Regions from separate parts of the Homo sapiens genome. Here region 1 is linked to region 2. A link is a loop called in an ENCODE intact Hi-C map of the cell type or tissue named here. Cell type or tissue: psoas muscle. All regions are shown on one strand. Each heading gives the region's core, and the rest is flanking DNA. Links, peaks and the distances in the headings are about the cores only.

Region 1 (10,431 bases), core at 2,702-7,701, 280 kb after region 2:
AAATTCTAGTTACTCACACGTTTTGAGGAGAGGCCTGGAACCAGGTGCCTTTAGGTAATAGGGAAGTCTAATTACTTCTAAATTCCTCAGATAAGGAACTTTTGTCCCTGGGGTCTGCATGATGCTCACCAGGTGATTTTTGCCCTCCTCATTCTTCATTCACACCTAGATTAAATGATGTTGGGAGAGAGCCTTGTGATTGTTACCTCTTCACAATGGAATGTTAAGCAATCCTGGAGAGTGTAAGCAATAGTAGCCAACTAAATCTTATATCTTTGTGTCAGCCTTTCCATGGAAAATGTAATTCACCTGTGTTTTCCCTGTATAAACGATCTTTACCTTTCCCGACTCCAGGAGCACTGGTGAACATTATTCAGTGTTCGTGTGTCCCGGACAGCTGCCCTCACACTTTACACCTGAGTAAGCTCTTTTAACTGGATCCCAAGCCTTTTGATGATCTTAGGTTGACCATTAACAGCCCCAGTTAGAGTCCTTGAGGGTGTCAACTGAGAAAAGTGACGAGACAAGTCTCAATCATTTCAGGAGGTTTATTTGCCAAAGTTAAGGATGTGTGCGTGGGAGACAGGACTATGCCTTTCTCCAAAGATGATTTTGAGGGCTCCAAATTCAAAAGGGAAATCGATGAGAGTCCTTTTCCAGCCATACACATATGAAGGGCTTGCCCTCTTCCATTGGGCACGGTGGCCTGAACACCAGGATATTTTTGGGATATATATAGCTAGGTAGGGAACACACACTCCAAAACTCAATTCCCTAAAACAAGGACCATTTCACTGTGCTCAGGATCCTGTGGGAGGGGCACAGCAGGGGCTGCCTGAGCCTGTTCCACAACTCTCCCGCCCCAGCGGAGCGTGGCTTCCCTGGCTGGAGGTGACTGAGATGGCCCCACAGGGTCCCATGACCTCTCCAGGCCATCCCTGTCTCCTGGGCTGGAAGATGTGAGCTAGCCCTTCCCCATGTCGGCTGGGGCTGCACTGACGGAAAGGGCTGGGGGCTGACCAGCGTTGCTCTGCCCACTTCTCTCTTCAGCGTGGGCTGGACTGTGCATTCCCAGACACCAAGGTGGGTACTTCAAGCCTTCTGATCACTGAGTCTCTGAAGTGACATGTGTCGCCACCATGGTGCTACTGGTGACACAAGGACAGGCAGCTCAGTGTTGGGGGAGCGTCCCACGCATGACACTGAAGGTGTGGTCTCTTGGGGAGCCATCTGGAGACCAGTTACTAGTCATCTGGAGATTGGTTACTAGTCATCGGGAAACTGGTTATTAGCCATCTGGAGACTGGTTACTAGTCATCTGGAAATTGGTTACTAGCCATTTGGAGACCAGGGTACTAGTCATTTGGAGACTGGTTACTCGTCATCTGGCAGTGGGTTACTAGTTTGGAGACTGATTAATTACTAGTCATCTGAAGATTAGTTAATAGTCATCTGGAGACTGGCTACTAGCCGTCTGGAGACTGGTTACAAGTCATTCGGAGACTGGTTACTAGCCATCTGGAGACTGGTTAGTTATCAGTCATCTGGAGACTGGTTAGTAGTCATCTGGAGATTGGCTACTAGTCATGATCTGGTTACTGATCATCTGAAGATTGGTTACTAGCCATCTGGCAATTGGTTACAATCAGTTACTAGTCATCTGGAGACTGGTTACTAGTCATCTGAAGATTGGTTACTAGGCTTGTGGAGACTGGTTAGTGCACAGAAGCACTATCCAGAGGTTGAACCTCAGAAACACCAATTCACCATCAGACACAGAGGCCAGTCCAAGTGCGCTTCTCGTCCGATGCATGCACCTGGTTCCCGTTCCAGCCGTCACACCCCATTAGCCAAGGAGAGGAATGAGAGTAATAATAATTAAATAGTAATGATGGGAAACAGTGCACAGTTAGGACAGGTGCTTGCACTGTGCTTGCCCATGCCCGATCCTGAGCTAAGTCCTGTGCATATACACACCCACTTTATCCTCAGAATGCCAACAGAAGACAGGTGCTGTCACTTCCTCCCTTCCACAGCAGAGGAGGGCAGAGCACAGAGGTTTCAGTAGCATGACCAGGGTCTACCCCAGGCACAGGCTCCAACATCGCGCCCTTAGCCACTGTGAGTTATGGCAGGTGGTGCTGGGTCTCCTTTTACTTGGGCCTGTGGACAGAGCAGGGGGCTCAGGTGACACTTCCCACCCACCGGCCTTCTCTCTCTGCCGGCGACATGCAGGGCCCCGAGCCGGGACTCTCCTGGGGCGCCCAGGACAGCTTTCCTCTTACGTAGGCGTCCCCTGTTCTTGCTGGGCATTCCCCGCCTGCCCCTGCCTGCCCCCCACTCGGCCCATCTGTTCCCAGGCCCTGATCCCAGCCTCCAAGCCAGTCTTGCCAGCACACACGGACAGGAAATGATGGCACTTTTAAAGATGCAACGCTTTTGTTTTGGAGTCACCTATTGAGCCAAGACACGGGGACCTGGGCAACACGTGGTTTTGTGGATTGGTGCTGGGAAGGGGTGGCCTGGGAAAGCTAAGGATGGAGGAGAGGAAAAGGGAAGCTGCAGGCTGCTGTGAGGGGTACCCCTGGTCAAATGGCACTTTGGGGATGAGGAGACTTGGGATCCACTTGTAACCCCAGCCGCACACTGCGGGGGATCTCTGGGGACACTTCTGTCACTTGTATTTTATTGCACTAAGAGCCTAGAAGTTTGATCTAAGAATGGCAGAGTCAGCAGCCGGCACTGTGGAGCCCTGATTTGTGGTAAAAATACTGAAATATGGAAATCCTCCCACACGAGTTTGTAGTAGCGCTGCATGAGCCCCTCTCTTGGGTGTCCCCGCCCACTAATATCACCTCATCATCCGGCACCAGGGGAGCCAAATACCTGACATGGGGGAGCTTGGAGGGGGCTGTTCCAGCCCAATGTGGGCAGCCCCAGCGGGTTGTGCCCCGAAGCTGTTAGTGCTCTGAACATCACCTCTACTCTGAGGTAGGGTACTGTCGGGTGTGCTGGGCTGCAGGTGTCCTGGGCTGAGGGCATATGGTGTCAGGTGTGCTAGGCTGAGGTTGTGTGGGAGTCAGGTGTCCTGAGCTGCAGGTGTCCTGGGCTGAGGTTGCAGGAGTGTCAGGTGTGCTGGGCTAGGTTGTGGACATCAGGTGTCCTGGGCTAGGTTGTGTGGGTGTCAGGTGTGCTGGGCTGCAGGTGTCCTGGGCTGAGGTTGTGCAGTGTCAGGCATCCTGGCACCGCCTCTCCACCCAGGGCTGGGCCTGCTTCTGGAACCCCCTTGGGTTCTCTGGGGCTTTGGTGCTCACCACCCTGGTCTAGAAATGGAATGCCGGCACGGGTTTCAGAACAAGGGCTCTGAAGCCACATGACCCTAGGTTTGAATGGTAAATGTACTTTTAATGTGATCTTGAGAATTTTTCTTCAACCTCTGTAGCTCTGTTTTCTTACCTCTAATAGGCCTATGGCAAGGATTAGATGAAATTAGCACAAAGCGGGATCTTCCAAATCCTCCTCCTGGTCTTAAGGTACCTAGGGACTGGTTAAAAGTAGGTTCTTGGACACCCCTAAGACCTGCTAAGTCAGACCCCCGGGTGTGGGGGGCAGTGCAGCCAGCCAGGCCCGGGAAGCCCGGGCCGCGTGTCTCCCCAGCGTTCTCCAGCTCTCAGCAGCACCCGCACTGCAGCTGGGCTCCCTGCGCCTGGAGCCCCGGGTGCTACCCCCGACCACCACCGTGTGGTGCTGGCGCTGGGTGACTCACACTCTGCCAGCTGTGCCCCAAGCAAAGCCTCCGCGATGGTTGCGGGCTGAATCAATTGTGTCCTCCAGATTCATAAGCTGCCGGTCGAACTCCCAGGACCTCAGAATGTGGCTTTATGTGGAGCTGGGGTCTCTACGGCGGCCAGTAAGGTATAATGAGGTCATGTGGGTGGGCCCTGATCCAGCAGGACTGGTGTCCTTCCAAGAAGAGAAGATGAGGATACAGCCGTGCACGCGGGGACAGTCAGGTGAGGGCACGGGGAGAAGACGGCAGCTCAGCTGAGGAGAGAGGCCCCAGGCAGAAGCAGCCCTGCCCACACCCAGATCTCGGGCTGTGGCCGCCAGGACTGGGAAACGCAGACGCCCGCTGCTGAGCCCACTGGCCCGCGGTGCTGTGTTGCTGCTGCCGAGCTGACGAGGATGTGAGATCCTCCCTGGCTTTGCCTGCGGCCGCCCGCGAAGCCCATTTACCCGCCTCGTCTTGCTGGTCCCCAGGCCCCCCGGGGGGACGGGTTCCCCTTTGGCTTCTTGCAGTGGCTGCAGCCCTGGAAGCTGCTGGGAGGAGACGGCTGGGGCTGGGCAGGGCTCGGAGCTGACTTCGTGTCACCTGAGCGAGCTGCACAAAAGTCACAAATGCCACCCTTTCTACGTGTGCTGATGGGTCACTCCGCAATTCCTAGGCATTGATTTTGTGTCTGGGAAGGTCACCGTGGCCCACACGGACAAAAGCTGCTGCTCTCCTGGGTCCCGCTGGAACCAAAGGCCCCAGAGAACCCGTGGGGCTTCCAGAGGCAGGCCCGGCCCCGGCTGGAGGGGCGATGAGCAGGGCACCCGATGCCTGCGCCGTGGTGGGAATGCGGGGAGCACGGCCCCCGGAGGGTCCGCCATCCCCCGCGGCGCACCGGAGCCTGACCCCGGCTCTCCCTACACCTGCAGCCTGCACGCGACTCTCTCCGAGCTGATTTCTGCGGCTCCCGCTGCCCTCGGCTGGCTCACTAGTTCCTTCGAAGCCTGTGCGCTTCGGACCCCGCTCCATCTCTCCTCTAAAGAGGAAGCCAAGAGTGGGTCCGCAGTCCCTCTCGGCGCCACGTTAGCCCGGGAAGTGTTTTCACCTCCCGGGGCTCCTCATGGTACCTTTGCAACTCGCAGTCCCAGAGCGTGCAATCTTCCTCCAGGTACCAGGGCCCGGCCCAGCCGGGAGGCCTCAGAGACCTGCCAGAGCTGGGCCTTTGCTGCCATCTGCTGGCGGCTCTCAGATGACAGGTTGAAGGCCTGAGGAGTGGCCTCCCAGGGCCAGTCCAGTTCAAGTTCAGCAGGGGGCAAGGCCTGAACTCTGCACTCCTGAGCAGCTCCGGGGGAGGCCCAGGTGCTGGCCACGCGGCAGTTCCGCTGCGCTCTGTTCTCAGACGCGGAGGCCGATCTAAGAGTTTCCGCTGCTTGGGAACCTGTGGCCACATCGCCTGGTCTGGGTTTCACAGGTTTGGGGTCTTGGGGACCCTCTGGCCAACCATCTCATTTCCCATTGGCTGAAGCCCAAGAGGTTCCAGCGACCTGTCCAGGGTCACAGAGCTGGTTCTTGAATAATTGGGAAGAGATACACCCCTTCCACTGCCCAGAAATGTTTTCCAAAGACTGTTCAAGAAACGTGAGTTGGCGGACAGAGAGCAATGCCGGGTGGGGAGAGGCCGCTGCAGGGCTGAGAGAAGGGGCCACATGAGCGGGGAGGAGAGTCTCAGGGATGAACGGGGCTCAGAGCCCACCCAAGGACGCCAGCTGCCCCTGTCTCCGTCCTGCTGCACAGAGGTCGTTTTCGCAGCTGTAGAAATTGGTCACATTTCTGTTTGTGCCAAAAACCAATTTGTACCAGTCGACAAATTGAAAAGCATGTGCTTTCAATTGTCCTTGGCACTTGAAAAAACTAACTTTCCCGTGATTCAGACCCACTTCCCTGCTGATTTTATATTTCCGATGTCGAGTTCACGTCAGCTGTTCCTAAATAGGAGGGAAGCTGTACAAAAACGTCTCTGCTGTCAAAGACAACACGGTCGTATTGGAGACACAATTTTGGAAGGATTTTTCTTGGCAAACCCACTTTCCTCCAGCTTGGGGATTTAACATTTTTTTTCTTCTACCATCTGCTCCCTTGAGGCTTGGAAAGGCCTCAGCTCAAAAGCTCAGACCCGAGGGTGCTGATGAACCGCACCTGGCCTACGGAGGGGGATGCCAGCACTTCTCAGTGTCAGCTTCACTCTTTATGGTCATTGCTCCACGTTCTTTTTTTTTTTTTTTTTTTTTGAGATGGAGTTTTGCTCTGTCGCCCAGGCTAGAGTGCAATGGCACGATCTCGGCTCACTGCAACCTCCGCCTCCCAGGTTCAAGCAATTCTCCCACTTCTGCCTCCCGAGTAACTGGGATTACAGGCACCTGCAACCACGCCCAGCTAATTTTTTATATTTTTAGTAGAGATGGGGTGTCATCATGTTGGCCAGGCTGGTCTCAAACTCTTGACCTCAGTTGATCCATCTGCCTCAGCCTCCCAAAGTGCTGGGATTACAGGTGTGAGCACCGTGCCCAGCCTGCTCCACATTCTTGTAGTGTGCAAGGTGGAGTCGTTAGCCAGAGATCTATACTCAGGAAACGGGTGAGTGACTGGTTGCTGGTGAATCTAGCAACTTGATGTCACATGGCAGGTCATTTATCTGTGGTCATCGTGCTCTGGTGGACAGCTGGTTAGGGACAATACAGGGTAGAACAGAGAGGCAGCCCACCGTCCACTCCTTTCTGTGTGAGACTCACAGAAAGACACTGTTTCTGGGGTAACAAGATTTCAGTCTAGTTGGGGAAATGGAAACCACTCCAAGAGCAATTAGCAAGAAAAACAAATGTCATTACATGCTGAACATGAAGTGCTGAGCTGATGACACTGGAAGACATGGCCCGATGACAAGAACAAAACTTGACCCTGTGTTGCAGACAAAAGGTGCGGGGACCTGAAGCCTGTCTCTCTGGCCCTGCCCAGGCTGTCGGGAACAATCAGATTAACATCAGCTGCTGCTCAGATTCCATTATCTGATATCAAGCCGCTGTCCTGCTGGTCATTGAGCTGCAGTTAGCAATTTTCTAAAATTTAAAGTAAAGACCTTTGGTTGCCTATGTGACCCCTGGGCTGGGGTTTGAGGGAGAACTGGAGCCTCAAGGATGTGCTCAGGCCCACAGGGCCCTGCAGAAGGATCTCAGTTCTACAGCTCCTGAGGGCAGCTTTCTGGGCCAGGCCAAGGGAATCCATGGGGCCAATGAGGCTGTCCAGACAGGCGGTCTCCTGTGTGTTAGGGGAGGCAGGTGACTAGCATCTGGGATTGTATTAGTTACCTACTGCTGTGTAACATACAACCCCAATACTTAGAAGCTTAACACCACACTGATTATCTCCCAGTGTCTGAGGGCCAGGAATCTGGCTGAGGCTTGATTGCGTGGCTCTGGCCCAGGCTCTCTTGGGAGTTTGCAGTCAGGCTCTCAGCAGGGACTGCAGCCATCTCAGGGCTCTGCAAGACAGGCTGCTCAGGGGCCTCTGCTTGAGTGGCAGCTGGGTTTCCCCAGAGTTAGTGATGAGACAGAGAGAGACATTCAGGCAGACATAGACACACAGAGAGAGGAGAGACAGAGACTGGGAGAAAGAAAAGGAAAGGAGAGATGGAGAGAAAGAGAGGAGAGCGGGGAAAGACCAAGCACCAGCCTTAGAAGCCACAGTCTCTTATTACCTCCTCTTAGCTCAGCATTGACATGCGGTCACTGCTGGTCACACCAACCAGCCCTTGTGCATTGTGGAAGGGGCCTCCACAAGGGTGAGCACCAGGAGGGGGATCTCAGGGCACCAGCTTGGAGGCTGGACACCACAGGGATCTTGGGCCAAACTACAGGATAGGGCTGAAGTTCAGGACTGACTGTTACAAGGCCACCAGGTCATAGCCCCCCGTGCAGTCGCAAGCCAATGCACCAAGACAGCAGGGTTTGCAGCAGAGAAAGAGTTTAGTGGCGGCAGGGCTCCAGGTGAGGAGATGGGAGGAGACCCTCAAATCCATCTCCCTGGGGAGTTCTGGGCTGGGGTTGTTAAGGAGGGTGAGGTACTGGAAAACTGGGATGGTTGATTGGTCAGGGTGAGGAGGGTGAAGTCATCAGGAGGTGGAAACTGCATTCTCTGGTGGGGACTCAGCTTTTTATGGAGTCCTTCAGACCAGCTGGCATCAGTAGTTGCACTGGTACACAGGAATTGAAAGGATATCTCAGAGAAATGTAAACAAAACTTAACATTTCATAATGTTCAACTTGTCTATAGAGCAGTTCAAGGCATCTGTAATCTGTGCCAGGCTTTATGTGATTCTGGGGTGAGAGGCAGCAAACGGCAATGAGGAAGGGGTTGCAGAGCAGGCTGACCCAGTGATTCATGCTGAGTGTGCTGCAGCTTGGTCTATTTTCCTTTCTCTTCCTCCCCTCAGCCCTGATGAATTTTATAAAGTTCACAGGGACAGTTCCTGACTGGGTGGCTAATCCAGGGTCTAGCAGTCCGAGCTCTGCAGTGGGGCCTGGGCCAAAAGGAATGTGGGTGTGGGGATGCTGATGCCAGCATGAGCTCCTCCTGGGCTGCAGGGATGGTGCACAGGCTGGAGATGGAGTCTGGCCTGTGTTGAGAAGGGGCAGAGACATTCTCTGACCACACTGCTAGACCTGGGTCCTGCTGTCTGCCTGTTGTGGGTGCCAAGCACTCGTCCATCTGGGCAAGTCCACAGGGACAGGGGTGGTTCTGTGCTGGCCCCTTGAGACAACAGGCAACAGTGGTGGGTGTGCACAGAGCCAGGAGACGTTGTGGCCCTGTGGCCTCTGAGGGGCACCCGCCCAGCAGGATGGATGGACAGATAGAGCCTCTCCCTGTGCCTCCGCCCCACTCTGGCCACACAGGGCTCTCTGGCATTCTGGGGTTGTGCTGGGGAGGCACTCCCTTTGGGCCATGAACTTGGGGTTCCTCTGCCTGGAGCCCCCTTCGCAGGCATCTGCACCACGCATTCCCCCACTCCCCAGGGCTTTGTGTAGACTCCAGTTTCTAAGCAGGGCTCCCATGCCACCTCCATGAGAACGATGCCTCCACCCCAGCCCAGCCCCTCCTCATGCTCTGCTCTCCCTCTGTGCGAGGCGCCCTCTCGGGCAATAGATTTCTCATATGTATTGTCGTTCTGTCCCCACTGGAATCCAGCTGTGCAGGGGCCCGGCTTCTGTGTGCTGGGTGCTGCCATACTGTGCTCAGTGCCCAGGGCTGGGCCGGGCACAGATGCTGGGGTGTGAACTGGTAGCGGCCTGGGAGGAGTCATGCAGGGTGGGCATGAAGAGGAGAGTTTGCCAACCAGGAATGAGACCTTCCCCAGCCTCCAGGGTGTGCCCCTCCCTCTCTCCTCCGTCCTCCCTGCTGTGGAAGGCTGTCTGGGAGGGCAGGTGACCCTGTCGCCTGTTTGCTTCACATCCGTCCTACTTCGTGTGGCAGATCTCCCTGCAGGAGTGGAAAGGGTGGCAGTGCTGTCTCTCAGGGCCGGGGAAAAGCATAGGAACCCGAACCGGTAGAGTGGGAAATGGCGTTCGCCACTCTCTCGCCCAAGCCTTCGTGTTGCTAAGGGGAAGAACAGGGTGGGAGGCCGAGGTGGTTGCTGAAGTCACAAAGAGAGTGAGTGGGGGAAGGCGGACCCCCAACCCAGTCCCCTCCTCTGCCAGAGATCAGGGGTGTGAAGAGGGTCCAGATGGGGAAAGCGTGCGGAAGAGTGGGATCAGGTGTGCCTTGTGGGCACTGTCGGTGGGAATGTGGGCCAGGGCAGCCACCATGGGGAATGCTGTGGAGTTTCCTCAAACATCTAAAAATAGAACTACCTGCCACCCAGCCATCCCAGTTCTGGGTATTGACCCAAAAAATTGAAGTCAGTATTTTGAAGAGGTGTCTGCACCCCAAGTTCATTGCAGCACTATTCACAATAGCCAAGTAGTGGAAGCAACCTCCATGTCCATCAACAAATGAATGAATAGAGTCCAGGCCATCACCACACCATGGAGTACTATTCAGCCATGAAAAAGAGGAAACCCTATCATTAGTGACAGCAGGGATGAACCCAGAGGACATTATGTTATGTGAAGTAAGGAGAAAGGCAGACACTGCATGGTCTCCCATCTACAAGGAATCTGAAACAGTCACGCTCATAGAAGCAGAGAGGAGGGTTGGGGTCTCCAGGACTGGAGGAGGGGAAGCGGGGGTAGAATACACGTTATGCACGATGAGTAGGTTCCAGAGATCTGCTGTTCAACACGGTGCCTCTACTTAACAATAATCATGAGAAAAGATCGGCTGCACTCAGGAGCACCTGCTTCAGGGTCTGATGGGCAGTCATGAAGCTGGTGCCGGGAATCGAGAGAACTGCTGTTCAACACGGTGCCTCTACTTAACAATGATCATGAGAAAAGATCGGCTACACTCAGGGGAACCTGCTTTGGGGTCTGATGGGCAGCCATGAAGCTGGTTCCGGGAGTAGGACCTGAGCTGCAGGGGAGGCACTGGTGCAGCTGTGGAAGCTTTCTTCTATCACTCTTTACAATAAATCTTGCTGCTGCTCACCCTTTGGGTCCACGCTGCCTTTA
Region 2 (10,431 bases), core at 2,722-7,721:
CAACATCTATAAATTACTGAAAGAAAATAATTGTCAACCCAGAATTCTATATCCAGCAAAAATATCTTAGAAATGACAGTGAAATAAGGACATACTCAGATTAAGAGAAAGTAAGAGAATTTGTCACTAACAGACCTATAAAAGAAATGCTTAGCCAAGTTCTTCAGGAAAAAGGAAGATGATCTGGAGGAACACTTGGAACTTCAGGAATGGCATTAGAGCAACAGAAATGATAAATATCTGGTAAATATAATGAATTCTTTTTCTCTTTTTAAATTATTTAAAATGTATATGACTGTTGAAAGCAAATATTGTAACATTTTCTGGGTATAATTATTACTGAGATGTGGTACATATGACAATTATAACATAAGGAGAGGAGGATAAATGAACCAATAGAGTCATAAGCCTTCTATAATATACTTGAAATGGTAAGATATGAACTCTAAGTGGACTATAAAATGTTAAATATATGTATTGTAATCCCTAGAGAAACTACTAATAAACTGATACAAAAAGATATAGCCAGAAAGGACAATGGATTATTTAAAATGGAATAAAAAATATATTCAAATAACCCAAGGAAGGCAGGACCATGGGAAGAGGGTAACACAAAGCAAAAGAAATGAACAAAATCTCCTATAAGCCATGTGTTTTTGCCTATTTTCTTTGTCTTCTCTGTAATTTCTGCTTTTTGAAAGCCTCTTTTACAATACTTAGTCTGTTGATATTCATTACTGCTAATTTTTTTTATAAATTATGAGGCAAAATGATTCAAAGTACCTTGACTTTATTTCATTTAATGTTTTTTGTTTGGCTGAAAAACTACCTTGTTTCATACAAGGACTGAGACCCCTGCTTTTTCTGTTTTCAATTGCAAAGTGGGGACTGATCCTGGCATCTGTTTCACATCAGCCGGTGGATTAACATGTTCATAACAGGTAAAACCCCTATGCCAGGCTTCCTCAACCTCTGCCTCATTGACACTTTGGGCCTGGTGATTCTCTGTGGCAGGGGCTGCCCTGTGCCTTGTAGGATGTTTAGTAACATCCCCGGTCTCCGTTCATTCACTGATGCCAGCAGCACCCTCCACACCCCTCCCCAGCTGGGACAATCCAAACTGTCCCCAGACATGGCCAAGCTTGTCCAGGGGGATGAAGCCTCTCTGGATGAGAAGCACTGACCTGGACAGTGCGGCACAGGTTTGTGCTGTGTGCTTGTTCGCCATGGCCTGCATATCCCAGCTCTGTCCCGATGGCATGGAGCACGGCGGTGTACCCTCCACCCGGAGTTGTCAGGATGATTAGGACGCCCCATGCTCCCAAGGCTTTCCGCGAGGCTGTCATGACTACACAAACATCCTGCAAAGTTGCAGCTTTCAGCCCCTGCAGCACCCCGATCCATTGCCCCTCAGACCCTGCTCAGGGGCAATCCACCCCTAGTGAGGGCGGAGGAGGTGGGGGAGGCGCTGGATATGAAGCCACTGTGTAACACACAAAGCACTATTCAGAAATCAGTGTTACTATCTCTCCCTGGATGGCACAGAGTGGATTAAGGAGCAAAGACAAATTGCTGGGCTCTTGCGACTCTGACCTCTGGGTCATATTTGCTTCTCTGCGAACAATGCAGATTGTCCTCCTGCAAGCTGTTTACAGCTGAGAATAAGCAGACGGCGAAGCAGTTAGTCTCCTTCAACCTTGGCTGTTGCATCCTTAACCAATGGTAACACCTTCCTCACATAGTGCTGAGAAAGAAATCAGGCACTTATTAAATTGTAAAGCACTGAACAAAGTATAGGCTGGTATACTGATAATGATGCATAACTCTGTAGCTCTGGGGTTAATTCTCAAAAAGCACCTTCAAACTTTCTGATTAATAATAGCGCTATCCCACTAAGAACTTAGCCTCCTTACCAGATGCACACTGGAGAAAGTGTGTTCAAAGGATTCACTGTTGCTTGTTGGCTATACCATGCATTATATATCATGCTCCAACTGGTTTTAATACGACCTTATTTGCCTCTCCAAATTCTTTATAAGTAAAGGATGATGCAGTTAAAAGAAGGAGTAACAATGAACTGTGCATCAGACGTTGGGTGAACAAGCAGGCCCAGGCCCCACTAGAGGGTGATTCAACTCAAGAGAGTGGGAGGAGGATAGAAGGAAACAGGGAATGTGGCTTCCACACTGTCCCCTCCACAGCACAGTGTCTGCCCCCATGCCATGCTGGTTTTGCAATATCACCTTCATGAGTCTGTCTCTTTGTGTGATTTTGAAGCTGTTCTGCAGACACTATCATTGCAGCATCTTCTTTCATTTCCTTCTCCGGAAATTAATAACATTTGCTTCTTAAAAATAAACCTGAAAGAAAGCAATTTTATGTATGTGTTAAGTTACACTCTAGATTTAGAGCTTGTTCCACACATTCCTGTTCTGAAAGGGTCCTGGGCACTGAAAACTCTAGGCTGTAGGGTTGAGGATGTGGAGAAGGGACCCGCTGAGCTCTGAGGATGGTCTGCGGTTGGAAGCCGGGGGTCAGTGCTCAGAGGAGCAGCCCCACATACCCCATCTGGGTGGGTGCTTTGTAGTCTTCTCATGGGGAGAATGGGCTCCTTCCCCTCCGCTAGTGCCGGGCTGGCCCTGAAGCTTGCTCAGGGGTGGGAGGGATGAGGCTGGGTAACTTCCTCTTCAAATGCCTGGGGCTCTTGCTTCCCCATCCTGGGAACTGTCCTCTTGGAGGCTAGCACCTTTGTGAAGTCTGACCATTGGGACTGCCATGCTGGGAGGCAGCCCAAGTGCAGCGCAGAGAGTCGGGGTGTGTGTCCAGTTGCCCTGTGGTTCCAACCGTCTCAGCTTAGGCATGTGAGGGAAGGTATTCGCGTCCTGGGGTGGCTGTAACAAATCACCACAAACCAGGTGGCTGAGAATAACAGAAATGTCTCCTCTTGCTGCTCTGCAGTCCCGAGGTCTGGAATCAAGGTGCCAGCAGGTCCCACTCCCTCCAGAGGCCCTGGAGAGAATCTATCTTTGTCTCCTGGTGGCTGCTGAGATTCCTTGGTTTGTGGCTGCATCCCCCAGTCTCTGCCTCTGTCTTCAAGACCCTTGTCTGTCCTCTGTGGTGCTTCTGATTTCCCTCTGCCCATCTTATGGGGACACATGTGACTGTACCTAGGACTCCATTGGATAGCCCAGGATCAGCAACTCCTCTCGAGGTCCTTAACTTCATTGCGTTTTGCTGTACAACATAACAGACCCCAGTCCCACTGGCACCTCCTCCTCTGATTTCTGAGCTCCCACTGTCTGCACCAGTGGCTTGAAATGTTCTACGTATTTCCTGAAATGTATTTTGTATTATTTAATCTTCAGGTGTTGCTTTTGTGGACACCGCTAGATTGCTTGCTCCCTGAGGTCAGGGGCTGTGTCTCACGGGGCTAGTTCCTCAAAGACACGGGACACAGACTGACTCCAGCATCTGTCAAAGATTCCTCCACTTCTGACACCATTGAAGCAGAGACTCCCTTCCTTTCTCCTCTCACACAGCCTCTTTTCACCTGAAAGAGGTTTCTACTTCTCAGGTTTGGCAACAAGCTTAGGTTCCTCTCTTTGACGCTGTCTATGGAATCACAAATGCCACCTGCCTCCCCTCTCAGCCTTCATCTTTCTGGATGAAAGAGTCTTTCCAGTTTTCCTCCCTCCCCACGTGCATGCCCCGGCTTAGGGTAACCATTCCCTGTGATGCTGTGGACATCATTTCCCCAGGGGTTAACCTCAACCTCATCTCAAATTTCTCTCCTGATTCAGTTAACTACTTGAGTAAACCTTATAAACTTAACAGTTAAATATAAGACTCTCATACAAATCTGGAATGAACACATCAGAGATTTGCTTAGCCCAGACTGGGAAAGGGCAAAATTGTACAACTGGTTCAAAGAGTGGCTGACAGAGTTTTGTTTCATCAGCCAACACAGCCCCTGTAAAGGAAGTCTGCTAAGTTAGAGGCCAAAGTGATCAATATCCTACCGCAAACTAAAACCACGGCCTTGGGGGCCAGTAGTTTCAGTGATTTCATTCTCCACCAGACTGAAATCATTTGCATCTCTACTGACAAAATATCTACAAATTAACATGTAACTTCACAAAGTCTAGGCCCTAATCAATGGTAAATAGCAAGTCAAATGAAGGTCCAGTCCTCCCCAAAAATAATGAAGCCAGCCTGGGGTGGACTTGAATGATGGGTGGGTCTTGGCTGTATGGTGACTGCCAAGCACTGGGTGATTTTCTTTTTTTTCTTTTTCACTTTTTTTTTTTTCTGAGATGGAGTCTCGCTCTGTCACCCAGGCTGGAGTGCGGTGGCGTGATCTCTGCTCACTGCAACCTCTGTCTCCTGGGTTCAAGTGATTTTCCTGCCTCAGCCTCCTGAATAGCTGGGATTACAGGCATGCACCATCACGCAGGGCTAAGTTTGGTGTTTTTAGTACAGACGGGGTATCACCATGTTGTCCAGGCTGGTCTGGAACTTCAGACCTCAGGTGATCCACCTGCCTTAGCCTCCCAAAGTGCTGGGATTACAGACATGAGCCCCCGTGATCGGTCCGCGATTTTCTTATACATAGGATAGATGGGGTGAACTCAGTGGGTGCTGGATGGATTGACGGAGGACCCACCCTATGTATAGACGGCCGGGATGGATCCTCTGTGAAATGTAGTTTTAAAGACTGGCAGGTTTCCGACCCCTGACCCTGTGCCCTGGGCCTGGGCACCCACCCGTCCTCTGCACCTGCGCCTCTCAGCAGCCCTAACTGCAGAGCTCTGCTCCCGGACCCGGCCCCCGTGGCAAGTGGGAGGAAGGGAAGGCCCAGGGCCAGAAGCCGAGGCCACAGGTCAGCCCCCACCCCCACACACCTGTAATGTAAAATGCCCATTTAGCCAAATTTAAAAAGTAACCAGAAACAGGTGGAATGCATGTTAATAATGTCCTGTTTAATCCAGTCCCGCTGGAACATTAGCATTTCCACATGTAATCAATTTAAAAAGTCTCAATGACTGGCTCGCTTTTTTTTTTTTCCTACGGTCTTCAAAATCTGGCGTGCGTTTCAGTCGCCGCACGTCTCCTTCGGAGGCTGAATGATTAGCCATTGCAGCAACATGTCGCCCTAGTGGAACCATGAAGGTCCATTTAAAGGAAAAATAACGTACATAGCTTCCATCTTTCAATCTAAATTCATCAGAATAAAACGTTAGGGGTTCAGCCTCTCTGGCCGCGTCCCAGGTGCGCACCAGTCCCGCGGCCGGAGCGGGAGAACCAGCGCGCGCCGCCGGGTGTGAGTGCCGCTCAGTGGCCGCGCTTGGTAGTGCAGGGTCCCGCCCCGGGGTTTGAGATTTGAGCACATTCTCCAGATGTTTCTATGAAGATTTGGGGGTGGGAGTCGGGTGGGAGTGAAAGAATGCACAGAGAAGGAGAGTTGGAAGAAGAAGGGGTGTTGTGTATGTTCAGTTCCAGTTCACCAAATCGCTGCGGGGGGGGGGGGGGGTGATTGTCACAGACGAGGTGGCTTTAACAATCATTTATTTCTTCACAGTTCTGGACCCTGGAAGTCTGAGATCAAGTCCAAGTCCAAATCCAAGATCAACAGGGTTAGTTTCTCCTGAGGCCTCTCTTCCTGGTTTTCCAATGGCCACCTTTATATCACAGAGAGAGAAAGAGAGACAGAGAGAGAAACAGAGAGACAGACAGAGAGAGCTTCTCATCTTCTTCTAGGGCCACAGTCTTATTGGGTTAGGGTCCCACCCTTCTGACCTCATTTAACCTTAATCACCTCCTTAGAGTCCCCATCTCCAGGTATAGTGACACTGGGGGGTTAGAGCTTCAACTATAAATTTGGGGGGACATAACCCTGCCCATAACAGCAGTAGTTACCGCATTCTACAGTAAGCAACTGAGGCACAGAAAGGCTAAGACTTGCCCAAGATCACACAGAGCCAGGGCCTGTCCCACGGGGGCTGGCTCTAGAGCCCGGGTTTCTCCCTTGAGTGTCCTCAGCCTCTTCTTGATCTTCAGTACCCCCACGCCCCTACCCCTACCCCAAACCCACGTGCTCAGAAGCCTCAGCCTCATATCTCTGTTCACCAAATCAGACCCCTCCTTTCCCTTCAAGCTTGGATTTCTACTCCCTTAGGCCAGGGAGCAAAGTGTAAAACTTAATAATGGGCTTTGACTAGTCCTGGTTTTTACAAACCCGGTTCACTCTCACAGGCTTGAGTGTGTCATAGCCAGGTGACTGGAAGTTAGCTGGCAGTGTCTATTCTGAGCACGTTAGCCATGAGCTCGCTGACGTTTCTGCAGAACGCCCCTCGCTGGGCTATGTGCGGCGTGCGGGCCACGTCTGAGGGGGATGTGCTGTCGTAGACCCAGCACAGGGTCTGCCCAGCTCAGAAAGGCCTGCTGCAATTTGATTTTTAAATGTAAGCGCATTTTCATTGCACACGTTCACTCACTGGTTCATATGTGTGAACTACATTTGTTGTCACTCTAAAGTTGAGGAAGAGGATGTGTAAAATCTGAAGGTGAAGCTGGCAGTGGGCCTTTGTCCAGATAGAAGTGGATCCACTTTTGTTCAGCTCACCAGGCAGAGGCGCCTCCGCTCTCATGCCTGAAATACGAGATGATACAGAAATAGTAAGCTGCTTACAAACTGGTGATACTTACTGGCCTTGCAATGAAACAAATTCCTTGATGATGCAATATCAACCCTGGATTATCCAATATCAACCCTGGATTATCCCTAGAACAGTTAGGGCAGGACTTGTTGGAAATGCAAAATTTCAAGCCCCAGCCCAGAATTACTGAGTCAGAACCTTGGGGCAGCCCAGCCGTCAGTGTCCACGGCTCTGACGCATGTTCGAGGTTGAGAACCACTTTCCTAGAGATCAAGTCCCATTCCCAGCAGCCTAATGCAATTCGGGGTCTTTACCTTAATGCAGCCTCTCCACATTGCAGCTGGGCAATTAGAATGACACTGAATGCACCTTCACAACTTGTGTGGCAACACGACTCCTGCTGCAGGCTGCAGTGCAGTGCTGTCAGGACAGCGAAAAGCCTGTGAGGAGATCTTGGGGAGCCCTTCACTGCCTCGGGGAGCAGCCCCAGTCAGGCCAGGCCTGGAGCCTGCATAAAATGTATTTATGTCAAGGCTGGTGGGTCGCTGTGTCTCTGAGACACAACTCACATTAGCCAAGCACGCAAGATGGGCACAGAAGACCAAATGCCATTGGCTGTCTTAGGCTAACATGGGAATTGACTGTATGGGGACCACAAAACTCAAAGTCCCTTCCACAAAGCAATACTCCCTACAGGCAGATCCAAGTCAGCATCAGAAAGTTGTCTAGGGCAGCTGGGATTGGAACTTGGAAATAACAAGAATTGAATATCTAATGTCTTCAGGGTTGGGGAGAGGTTAGAGAGGAAAAAGGGTGTGTGGAGGTGGGGTACAGGTATTGATTTCATTTATGTATGACCATTTTATCCTTTTCAGAGACATGAGTCATAAACCCAAAGTCACATTTCTCTTTGTCTTAGAAAAGTGTCTAAGTAACTGACTGTTCATTAAGAAGGCAAATACAAACTTCATCTGACCACATCCTGTCGTTTGAGGCTGGCAGCAGCATTGCCCTAAATATCCACTATGGGCTGGGCATGGTGGCTCATGCCTGTAATCCCAGCACTTTGGGAAGCTGAGGCGGGTGGATCACGAGGTCAGGAGTTCGAGACCAGCCTGGCCAACATGGTGAAACCCCATTTCTACTAAAAATATAAAAATTAGCTGGGCGTAGTGGTGCTCGCCTATAATCCCAGCTGCTCGGGAGGCTTAGGCAGGAGAATCGCTTGAACCTGGGAGGCGGAGGTTGCAGTCAGCTGAGATCAGGCCACTGCACTCCAGCCTGGGCAACAAAGTGAGACTCCGTCTCAAAAAAAAAAAAAAAATCCACTATGGATTGACATAGACCCAACGCAGACATCCCTACATCAGAGCTCTCCTCTGGAGAGACTTCAGGAGGGAGCCTGCAGATCAGACGCCACATAGAGAAGGGCCCTCTCTCTCTCTCTCATGGTGGGGGCTGTGGGGTGAGTGCCTGGGTTTCCCCAACAGGGACACCCAGTGTGGGAGCACACATGAGAGAAAGGTCCCATCAGACCTTCTGGAGGCCAAGCCACGTCCTCTGCACCTGGCCTGACGCATGGGCTGAGCAGCTGTGTGGGGGTGGTCTGGACACATTGGTGCCCTTCCTTTGGGCCCATACATTTCCTCAGCCCCAGATTACACAGCACCCCCAAAGCAGAGGGCACAGCAGGGAAGTGGGGTTGGCCCTGTGGTCACCCTCAGGCTCCCCAAGATGCCAGGAAATGGATGCCCCCTTCTTTCAGTGGCACTGGGGCCCCTCCTAGCCTCAGTTCCCCAGGCATGGTCAACCCCACGGAACTCAGGTTCCCATGGGCCACTTAGCGCAGCACTCAGACCTCCTGGGCGAGTACGGCTAATGCTCTTTTGCAACCTCCCACTTTGTGCTCTGAACTGAACAGGTGCCTCTTCGGTGCTGAGGACAGTTCCTCCCATCCAAAGTCGTGGGGATCTCCAGCCAGATCATCCCTCCTCAGACAAGGAGAGCTGCTGGCATTGGCGTGGAGAGGCAGCAGCTCTTTCTGTGGCCTCTAGTTTCGTGAAGGGGCCGGGCTTGCCTCCCATGCCACTGCAGATGCCGCTTCATGAGAGAAGACGATGCTGGAGGAAAACACAGCTCAGTTTCCACGTCAGCTGCTGTGGGTTGACAGCCTGCTGCCTGCAGCCCGGCCAGGTGCTTAGGGGACAAGGAGGAAGGACCTGGCCCAGCTTGGCCTTGGTCTGAATGTAGATTCTTAGTGAGACCATGCATGGGATCAGGGTGTCGGAAACTTCTGCGAGGTCAGGTGACAACTTATTTGCAAATTATTTGGACAAACCCACCATCTATTCTATCTCATTGCACATGCATCAGGAGAGTGGGTGGCAAGAGACAGTCACAGAAGGTTTCCTGATGCAGGACGAACTTGAACTGGCCTTCAGAGATGAGTAGAATTTGACTAGGCTGAGAGTGGGTAAATGTTTTGGAGTAATCAGACAGTCAAGGACACTAGCTGCCATTCATGAAGCAGTACACAGAGCACTCCTCTTGGTGAATGAGGTCGGTGGTGGGGGTCTGTGTGGCTGGCTCGAGTCTCTGCTCTTCACCTCTGAGGCCCTTCCCCTAGGGAGAACCTTGTCATTCTGTGGCTTAGTGGCCCAGCTGGGGTTGAGAAAAGACATTTTCAAATGAGGAAAACCAAGACAATTGGCCATTAGTAAAAATATTAAAGGAAGTCTTTCAAACTGAAAAAAAAAAAGATCCCAGATGGAAATTTAGATCTTTAGAAAGAGGTGATAATCTTCAGAAATGTTAAATCAATGGCTACACTGAAAAGAAGTTTCTCCTGCTTGTGAGCCCCACCTCACAATCATCTTAACAAGAATTATGTAAGTAAAAAATTCATTATAGAAAAATTTTAAAAGCAGAAAGAAAATAAAATATTTTATAATTCTTCTAATGGAGAAATAAAAACTGTGTAATGAAGAATTAACCTTGGCTAAAGAGAGGCCTGGCCTTTGCCCTCAGCCACTGGGAGGTGACCCCCAGGTCACTGAAATGTCTTCCTGGAGAGAAGTGTCTTGTTTGCCTGGGGGCTTTGGCTACTGGACAGTGTAGCTGTGACTTATGATGAGGGCTCTGGGACATGACAATTCAGTTCTGACCCCTGGAGGAAATGGAGACAGCAGTAGGTCTGTCCATATGGACAGTAGATGCTGGAGCCCCAATAAAAACTCTGGACATAGAGGCTCAGGGCAGCTTCCCTGGCAGACAGCATTCCATGTTTACTGGGAAGAGGTGACAACATCTAGAGCTCCATGGAGAAAGGATGACCAGAAGCTTCATGTTCAACCCCTTCCAGATTCTGCTCTGTGCATCTCTGGCTTTGCCTAGTTCTAATTTATTATCCTTTCACTACAATAAAACTGTCATAGTTAAGAACAGCGTTCTCTTGAGTTCTGTAGGTCATTCTAGCAAGTGTTCAAGGTTGAGGGTGGTCATGGGATCCCTGAACTTATGGCTGGTGTCTGAAGTGAAGGCATTCTTGTGGGGCTGATATCCTCTGAGTTTGTGCAGTTTTCCTAAACTCCTTTACAGAGGCTGAGCTACAACCAGATATAACTGGCAAGGAAGGTTGAGGGGCCAGGCCCTGAACTGGAATGTCCAAGGTTTTTCAGCATTCAGTGGGGTGAGAGTCCCATTGGAAAGGGTCAAGTTACAGTTATTCTTCCCATTAGTGTGATGGTGCAGCTTTTCAGGAGACAGATGGGAAGGG

Evidence for each region. A loop is a pair of places that touch in the nucleus more often than their neighbours do. Peaks named below come from ENCODE experiments on the same cell type or tissue, not always from the same donor. Only the 100,000 strongest peaks of a DNase experiment are listed, where the experiment ranks them.
Region 1: a loop joins it to region 2, with 4 times the contacts of the local background. A loop is called at or near these places in 52 of 110 quality-filtered maps.

What each region holds. Positions count from the first base shown.
Region 1 is chr7:154,908,469-154,918,899 of GRCh38, reverse strand. No RefSeq gene overlaps it. Among named protein-coding and RNA genes, the nearest start is that of PAXIP1-AS2, 15 kb to the left of the region's middle. RefSeq lists an enhancer at 4,813-4,902. In psoas muscle, for the core only: a CTCF peak has its summit at 5,009 (motif pointing left); a DNase peak (open chromatin) is centred at 4,999; H3K4me3 peaks cover 681 bases; H3K27me3 peaks cover 1,306 bases.
Region 2 is chr7:155,185,674-155,196,104 of GRCh38, reverse strand. LOC124901782 (a long non-coding RNA gene) reads left to right here. Exons shown (of 2, transcript XR_007060602.1): 2 at 1-520. Among named protein-coding and RNA genes, the nearest start is that of INSIG1, 110 kb to the left of the region's middle. RefSeq lists a silencer at 9,880-10,134. In psoas muscle, for the core only: a CTCF peak has its summit at 5,331; a DNase peak (open chromatin) is centred at 5,314; H3K4me3 peaks cover 338 bases; H3K27ac peaks cover 420 bases.